Linked DNA regions of Homo sapiens: all the other regions are linked to region 1. The links are chromatin contacts, found by Hi-C or POLR2A ChIA-PET in ENCODE. All regions are on one chromosome and are shown on one strand. Each heading gives the region's core, a stretch centred on a gene start or an enhancer-like site at or near the end of the contact. The rest is flanking DNA. Distances are from core to core; before and after follow the strand shown. Region 1 overlaps LOC105373933 (a long non-coding RNA gene). Region 2 holds the start of EIF4E2 (eukaryotic translation initiation factor 4E family member 2). Region 3 holds the start of INPP5D (inositol polyphosphate-5-phosphatase D).

Region 1 (2,699 bases), core at 132-2,631:
TTTGGAAATGCAACTGAAAAAAAGAAAAGCTGCAATGACAACAGCATAGCAACAATCTTCTCCTCTGGGCTCAATGAAAAAGAAATGACAAGACAATGAACCATCTCCAGGGGCTGTATGTAAATCCAAGATTTCCTTTTGACATAACAGTGTGAAAGATCATCAGTGAGGAAGGTGAATCATTCAGGCTTTTAAAATAGCTTTTTATTTTGAGATCTTGTAGATTCACCTGCAGTTGTAAGAAATATTATATTCTGTGTACTCTTCACCCAGTTTCCCCCAGTGATAACACTTTGCATGAGGAAATTGACATTGAAACAATGGTTCAGTTTTGAGGAAGTATCAGATATCAAAGAGATACTTTGTCATGTTTGGATAAAAATGTAACACTTCTGTATTAAAAAAAAAAAACTAAAATTACAAGAAAACCAAACAGGAAAAAAAAAAAGCTTTTTTATTAATCCTAGCAAGGAGTTTATTCTATACAATGCGTATGTTCACATTTACAAGAAAAACAGTGGCCTTTGAAAATATTTTGATGGCCTGTAGAGTTATAACCAGAATCACTGCAATGCAGTAATATTTAAAGAAATGTATGAGGCAACACTGGATGAATTTACTGATTGAGATGTCATTGTTTTGAGGAATTATTGTTTGTGGCCTTTCTGAAATCCTCCATCACTACCTTTTACATTCAGGAACTCATCAGGCCCTTCCAGCATTACATTATAAGAAATATAGTGTATCATGCCTGTAATTCCAGCACTTTGGGAGGCCGAGGCAGGTGGATCACCTGAGATCAGGAGTTCAAGATCAGCCTGATCAACAGGGTGAAACCTCATCTCTACTAAAAATACAAAAAAAATTAGCCAGGCATGGTGGTGGGTGCCTGTAATCCCAGTTACTCAGGAGGCTGAGGCAGGAGAATCACTTGAACCCGAGAGGCAGAGGTTGCAGTTAGCTGAGATCATACCACCGAACTCCAGCCTGAGCAACAAGAGCTAAAACTGTCTTTAAAAAAAAAAAGAAAGAAAGAAATATAGTGTATCTTTTTCCTGATTCATTCATTCAACAAATATTTATATACTACTATTGGCCCACTATTTTCTTTAGGGGAAAACAGGAATGGCCCCCCCAGAAAGCCCTCTGGGGAGCTGAAATTCTAATCCATTATTGGTTTTGTCTCAACTATAATTGCCCTTGTTTAGAATTTCATCATCTTCCAGAGGAGTCGCCCTCTGTACAGTCTTTCCCCACCCCTCAGTTTATTCTCTGCATTGCTGATCCTTCCTCAACAGACACTGCTAATTATGTCAGGTTTAGGGTCAAAATCCTTCCCGAGTTTCTATCACTCACGCCCCCGACTTCCACAGGGGGCAGTTCTGAGCTCCTCTGTGGCTCTTAGTCATCCATCCCCTACCTTCCTGTGTACCTCCTCATTCATCCACCTTCTTCTCTGCCCACACAGCTGGCCCAGGCTTCCTGTCCAGGTGCATGGTCCTCCTGTGCCAGGGGATGAGTTGGGGGCTGGGTTGGGAGGGCTCCTCTTGCCTTTCTGCCTGAAGAAGCCCTACTCATTAACCTTTAAGTCTAAACATGACCTCTTCTGTTGAATAAAATATAGAAAATTCCATTTAGTGGGAGATTGCATGGAGATCACCAAATAACTATCTATTGATTGGATTAATGTGCTGTCATTCTATTATGAACAAAGTGATATGTTTGTTTGTTTCAGCATTGTATCTTAATGCCTGTGATGCTGTGACAATGTAGCAACAGTGATTTCTTTGGAGTGGTGCGTGGAATCCACTTAGCACTTTGTGTTATTAATCTTTTTTTTTTTTTTTTGCTGAAAATAAAAGTCATTGTAAAAAATTTAAAAATTAGAAAAAAAATATGGAAAAGAAAACACCAAATATCCAGCGTGTAATATTGCAAGGTTTGGGCATATTAATATTTTCTTCCCTTTTCCCAGTACTTTTATTTACTCTACGTTGATTACATATACAATTTAAACTTTTGTGGTTGTTTCCACTTAAAGTATATTAAAATGTTTTAAGCATTTGACACAAGCTGCCAAATGGATTTTCAAATGGATTGTAAAATTTTATTTTCCCAAATCATTAGATATGAAAATGTATGGCTTTCCTACCACATCTTCATAATAGCTAGCATTAATTACTAGTTGAAGAGGCAAAATTTGGTATATTTTCTTCACCTTTGTTTTTCTTTGAGTCTTAGGAAGGTTGACTAAATTGTCATTTCCTTTTTTTTTTTTTTGAGACAGAGTTGCACTCTTGTTGCCCAGGCTGGAGTGCAATGGCACAATCTCGGCTCACTGCAACCTCTGCCTCCTGGGTTCAAGTGATTCTCCTGTCTCAGCCTCCTGAGTAGCTGGGATTACAGGTGTCCACCACCACACCCGGCTAATTTTTGGTATTTTTAGTAGAGATGGGGTTTCACCATGTTGGCCAGGCTGGTCTGGAACTCCTGACCTCAGGTGATCTGCCCGCCTCAGCCTCTCAAAGTGCTAGGATTATAGGTGTGAGCCACCACGCCCGCCCAATTGTCATTTCTTTATAACGTGTTTATATTTCATCTTTCTGAGTTTCCTAAACTTTTTATTTGCCACTTTACTTAATGGAATATTCTAGGTTTTCTCATTGATTCATATGAATGATTTATTTGCTAACACTCTA
Region 2 (2,699 bases), core at 110-2,609, 1.7 Mb before region 1:
TGAAAATCTGTTGTTTAGTGTAGCCACCTTCGTCAATGATCTTAGCTAAAGCTTCTGGATAACTTGCTGCAGCTTCTACATCAGCACTTGCTGCTTCACCTTGTGCTTTTATGTTATGGAAATGGCTTCTTTCCTTAAACCTCATGAACCAACCTCTGCTAGCTTCAAACTTTTCTTCTGCAGCTTCCACACCTCTCTCAGCTTTCATAGAGTTGAAGAGAGTTAGGGCTTTGTTCTGGATTAGGCTTTGGCTTAAGGGAATGTTGCGGCTGGTCTGATCTTCTATCCAGACCACTAAAACCTTCTCCATATCAGCAATAAGGCTGTTTCGCTTTCTTATCATTCGTGTGTTCATTGGAGTAGCACTTTTAACTTCCTTCAAGAACTTTTCCTTTGCATTTACAACTTGGCTAACTGTTTGCCGCAGGAGGCCTAGCCTTCGGCCTATCTCGGCTTTTGACATACCTTCCTCACTCAGTTTAATCATTTCTAGTTTTTGATTTAAAGTGAGAGATGTGCGACTCTTCCTTTCACTTGAGCACTTAGAGGCCATTGCAGAGTCATTAATTCGCCTAATCTCAATATTGTTGTGTCTCAGGGAATAGGGAGGCCCAAGAAGAGGGAGAGAGATGGGGAACGGTCTGTGGGTGGAGCGGTCAGAACACACACAACATTAAGTTCCACGTCTTATAAAAGACGCTGTATGTGGCACCCCAAAACAATGACAATAGCAACATCAAAGATCACTGATCATAGATCACCATAACAGACACAGAAATCATGAAAAAGTTTTAAATATTTTGAGAATTACCAAAATGTAACACAGAGACACCAAGTGAGCACATGCTGTTGGAAAAATGGCGCTGATACAATTGCTGGACTCAGGGCTGCCACAAACCCTCCATTTGTTTTCAGAATGCCCTATCTGCGAAGCGTAATAAAACGAGGTATGCCATAGTACAGTGGCGCCGCGACCGACAAAGGAAAGCCTCCGGGAGGTCAAAAGAGATACCAGAGAGTGCGTCCCGCACTGGAGGAAGAGGAAGGTTTTTACCAAGCAGCGAGTCCAGAGCCCGCGCCGTCAACGACGCGGTGCTGCCTTTTTTCCGAGCCGCTGCGGGAGGGGGCCAGGACACGCTCCCTTAGGAGAGCGGGCGGGTCACAAGGACCTGGACAGAGGCAGAACTGAGGCCAGCAGCCAGCTCCGCCGCTGAGTCCAGCCCTCTGCGCAGCCGCCCTGAGCTGGCGTCCCGAGATAGCCGCTTCCAAACCGGGCCTGCGCGCCGACGTTCCGCTGCGCCCCGCGCAAAACCGGAAGTACCCGGGCCCAAGGCTGAGGGACCCGGTGGAGCGGAAGTCACTCCCTGAGGCAGTGGCGACAGCGGCGGCGAGAGGATGAACAACAAGTTCGACGCGTGAGTGGCTCGTGGCCGCCCCCGGGGCCCCTTCCCCGAACAGTTCCCCCGCGCCCGCCCCCGCTGGGGCTGGGGCGGCGCAAACCCTGCGGCACCGGCTTCCCTGCTGGGATCCGGCTGCGGCCGGACCTGGCCTGGACTGGCGGGGAGGAGGGGGCTGGGGAGCAATGGATACCGGAGTCCCGGAGACCCCAGGGCCGTCCGAACCGAGGGCGAAGAGCTGGGCCCGGGGGAGGGGTGGCTGTGCCGCCCGGTAGGGGGAGATTTTCGGACGCCCCGCCCTGGTGGATGCGGATTGCCTGCGACGTGGAGGGGTGGGGACCTCGGCGGTTTGGGTGTTTCCGCAGTCTGGCAGCGCTGCCTCTGAATCCAGCTTTCCCCACACACTCCCTCTCCCCTCTGAGCCTCAGTTTTCTCATCTGCAGAGTGGGGACGGTAACACCCTTTGTCGTAGAGTTTGGAGGATGCAATGAGGTAATGTGGTTGCTGCCCTCGACGCGGTGGAAGGCTGGCTTAGGAATTATCTTCCTGAGACTCTTCCTACTTTCTTTCTCCTCCCCTTCCCGTTCCCGTCTTCCAACACACTCGCCAAGACCTAAGTATACTTGTTGCCCTCTCCTGCCCGCTCCGGTTTCTAGTTTCAGCATCAAACAGTTTGGAGGTACAGAGAGAAAATGCAGAAGTATCTTTACTTATCCCCCTCCAAGGATTGTATCTTGAGGTAGAATATGTTCCTTCCTCTCTTCTAGTAGTCTAGTAAATCGACTGTCTCTTCATCCGAAAACCTGGATTTCTAGTCCCAGATTCACCACTTACCATCTGTTTGACTGTAGAAAAGTTACCCAGCCTCTAAGCCATTGTTGCTCAAACCACATTAGTGGCTAGGACCCTGCTGCCACGCCGGGGTGTGATAAGGGTCAGATCACACTCAGCGATGCTTAAAGATGCTTGTGAACATTGCTAACTATTGCGATATAAACGTAAAGTGGAATTACTATTAGTTTAGGTTGTGACCTGGTGCTTTTGATGGGAAATTGGGGTGTTTCCAATACAGAGAGTACTGTGCAAATTCAGGGAATACTGGATTTCCAACACTCCAGGCAGGTAGGTCCTCAGGAATGTTTTCTGGTTGCTGAGAGGTCTCTGCTACTTGAGAAAGTCTTTGCCCGACCTCTTCTCTATCCTGCTGTTTAACTGAGCCTGTCCCTCTACGAACCTCTCCCCCGCTGCCGCCCCATTTCATCTCTATTGTAAACCCTGCAACAACTAGCTCCAGATCCAAAT
Region 3 (2,699 bases), core at 86-2,585, 1.2 Mb before region 1:
TGGGACAACCATCAGTGTGACACATGTTGAGCCCCTGGGCACATGTGAGCTCTTTTACGAGCTACGTCCTTCAAGTTAGACAAGAAGAAACCAAGGCCGAGAGAGAGAAGAAACTTGACCAGGTTCCCACAGCTTGAATGTGGTGGCGCTGCCTGGCTGGTGCCCCTTCCTGGAGGGAGTCTGTTGTCATGTCCTGGAGGCCAAGGCCTGGATGTGGGATGGTGGGGGCACTCTTTGTGCAGCGGGTCAACACGTGCCCCTTCGGCCTTGGTGGGCCGGACCCAAGGACGGAAGGTGCCCAGGTCTGGGGGCTGAGGGATGGGTGTCCACCGCAGAGCCCTCAGAAATGACTGGTCCTGGATGGCGGTCCCTGGAGAGGCAGCTCCTCTTTGAGTGGTGGGCATATGTGGCCATGCCCAGTCTTGGAGGCGGTGCAGTCCGACCGGCCACCCCGACTGCTGAGACGCAGGACTCAGCACCCAGTGTTGTCCTTGGCCAGGCGGCCAGCCTGCCCTGTGGGGCTTTGGGGTTCTCCTCTCCGAGCTTGTTTCCCCAGCATCCTGGAGAAGCCCAGGGAAAAACCCAGCCTATGTTCCCGCTGTAAACGGCCCACATCCCCTCCAAGCTCCCTTTGTGTGTCTCCAAGCTGGACTGCAGGGATCAGAGCTGTGCTGCCCGTGCAGCACCCACCCGCCCCTGGGAATGAGGGTAATGGGGTCACAGAGCCATCACTTGGACCTTGGCGCCCTCGGCTGGTGGCAGCCAAGGTCTCCCAGCACCCAGGCCGCTGGGAGTCTCTAAAGGGGAGGGGTGGGGCTCGACTGTCCCCTCCCCCTCAAGTTTGCTCTGTCCTGGGCAGGCCGTAGTCCCAGTTGAGAAGCTGTGCCCCCTTGGGTGTTTTGGAGGTTCAGGGTGGGTGCTGAAAAGCCCTGAGGGAGAGCAGAAGGCTCGGGGGCCTGTCTAGGGCATGGCATCCCACGTGGGTGTCAGCACGGCCGCAGAAGAACCACTTCTCTGGCCCACCCATGCCTGCTAGGCCATGCTTCTTCAGAAGTGGCCACAACTCTCCTGACGTCTCCAGAGCCGGTCATTCCACCCAGGGGGACTTCAGCTGCCACTGGACACTTCAATTGTACGCTGCGACCAGTTGCCAGGAAGGAGAGGGCTGGCAAGAGAGCCGCGGCAGCCGTGGCAGGGTGTAGGGGACGGTGGACGGCCAGGGCCCCCCCCTCTCTCTCTTTCTCTCTCTCTCTCTTGCTTGGTTTCTGTAATGAGGAAGTTCTCCGCAGCTCAGTTTCCTTTCCCTCACTGAGCGCCTGAAACAGGAAGTCAGTCAGTTAAGCTGGTGGCAGCAGCCGAGGCCACCAAGAGGCAACGGGCGGCAGGTTGCAGTGGAGGGGCCTCCGCTCCCCTCGGTGGTGTGTGGGTCCTGGGGGTGCCTGCCGGCCCGGCCGAGGAGGCCCACGCCCACCATGGTCCCCTGCTGGAACCATGGCAACATCACCCGCTCCAAGGCGGAGGAGCTGCTTTCCAGGACAGGCAAGGACGGGAGCTTCCTCGTGCGTGCCAGCGAGTCCATCTCCCGGGCATACGCGCTCTGCGTGCTGTGAGTACAACCTGCTCCCTCCCCGGGCACAGATATGACAGAGGGGCTTAGAGGGGGCCCAGCTTTGAGATGGGTTGTTCTTATGTCACAGGACAGAGTGATCTGACATGCACACTTCCCCGCCACCCTGTCATGGACCTTGTCCTTGGAGTTCAGAGAGCTGGTCTCATGGCAGGTTTTGCAGCCTTGGAGCTGTCAGAACCACTCTGAGGCCTGATGTTACACCCCAGCTTCCCATGAGCTGTATGGACCTTGTGGCTTCCTTGGAGTCTGGGGACCGAGAGAAGGGAGTTTGGGCTTTTGGAGCCAGGAGGAAGCTCAGGGCTCTGTGGAGGTGGGTGTGTTAGAGATCAGCTCAAAGATGCCCAGCTCAGAAACCCTGAGAAGAGCAAAGGTGGCAAGGGGGACCCTTCCTGGAGCACCCAGGCTTCGGGCCCCTGGAGGAAGCTGTTGTTTGGCGAGCCAAGAATATGGGGTGAGTTTAATCAAGAAAGGACTTTCCATTCAGTCAGAAGCTGCTTTCAGGGGCCTGAGAGCAGAGGAAGTCACCATTACCACCAGCGAGCAGCCTCTTCTCTCTCCTGAGCACTTGGCTGTGACCGCTGCCCACCCCCCACCCCCTCAATTTGGGTCTCTGTCACCATCAACTCCTCCCACTGCCCGGTTGGGGATGTTACTGAATGTACCAGCTGTGCTAACAATGGAGGAACCAGCCACTTGCTGAAGGTTCCTTTCTAAAACCCCCTTCCTGTCCAGCGTCTGAAGGAGGCCCTTGCCCTGCAGCTCTCGGTCTAATCATAGGGGGGCCTTGCCCTGCAGCTCTTGGTCTAATCATTTTGCCGGGGCCTCAGGCAGTGCCGGAGTGTAGTCAGGGAAATGTGTGTCCACCTGAACATCTCAAGTAGCATCCCTGGGCTGGCAGAAATGTTCCCCCGAGCAGCCAGGGCCTTGTGCTTCTCCAGGCAGGAGGGGAATTGGGTGATGAACCCAGACCTGTTTTGAATACTGACTCACAGCTGGGACCTGTCGTGCTAAGCATTTGTTAGCCCATTTCATCCTCACCACAACCTAAAGTGAAGGTCCTGTTAAAAGC

Evidence for each region. A loop is a pair of places that touch in the nucleus more often than their neighbours do. ChIA-PET counts read pairs that join two places held with the same protein, here RNA polymerase II (POLR2A). Pooled maps may share reads with other maps.
Region 2: a loop to region 1 is called in a map of naive thymus-derived CD4-positive, alpha-beta T cell, with 20 times the contacts of the local background. The contact joins the promoter of EIF4E2 here to the enhancer-like site in region 1. A Hi-C loop is called at or near these places in 1 of 168 maps with a recorded cell type or tissue (naive thymus-derived CD4-positive, alpha-beta T cell), 1 of 37 single-sample maps with no recorded cell type and 6 of 50 pooled maps.
Region 3: a loop to region 1 is called in a pooled map, with 7 times the contacts of the local background. The contact joins the promoter of INPP5D here to the enhancer-like site in region 1. A Hi-C loop is called at or near these places in 1 of 37 single-sample maps with no recorded cell type and 6 of 50 pooled maps. POLR2A ChIA-PET finds 5 or more read pairs at or near these places in 1 of 52 experiments (naive thymus-derived CD4-positive, alpha-beta T cell).

Annotation. Positions count from the first base shown.
Region 1 is chr2:234,292,755-234,295,453 of GRCh38, forward strand. All of the region lies in intron 2 of LOC105373933 (a long non-coding RNA gene), which reads right to left. Among named protein-coding and RNA genes, the nearest start is that of LINC01891, 160 kb to the right of the region's middle. Within about 2 kb of position 1,382, at least 5 of the 41 ENCODE cell types and tissues checked have a DNase peak (open chromatin) inside an H3K27ac peak, as active enhancers do.
Region 2 is chr2:232,549,330-232,552,028 of GRCh38, forward strand. It overlaps EIF4E2 (eukaryotic translation initiation factor 4E family member 2), which reads left to right and starts at 1,360. Exons shown (of 7, transcript NM_004846.4): 1 at 1,360-1,415. The coding sequence starts at 1,396. It overlaps TIGD1 (tigger transposable element derived 1), which reads right to left and starts at 1,228. Exons shown (of 1, transcript NM_145702.4): 1 at 1-1,228. The coding sequence starts at 553. MIR5001 (microRNA 5001) reads right to left here and starts at 1,244; the gene lies at 1,145-1,244. RefSeq lists a silencer at 1,371-1,740.
Region 3 is chr2:233,059,007-233,061,705 of GRCh38, forward strand. It overlaps INPP5D (inositol polyphosphate-5-phosphatase D), which reads left to right and starts at 1,336. Exons shown (of 27, transcript NM_001017915.3): 1 at 1,336-1,606. The coding sequence starts at 1,473. RefSeq lists enhancers at 1,011-1,290, 1,891-1,980 and a silencer at 1,491-1,570.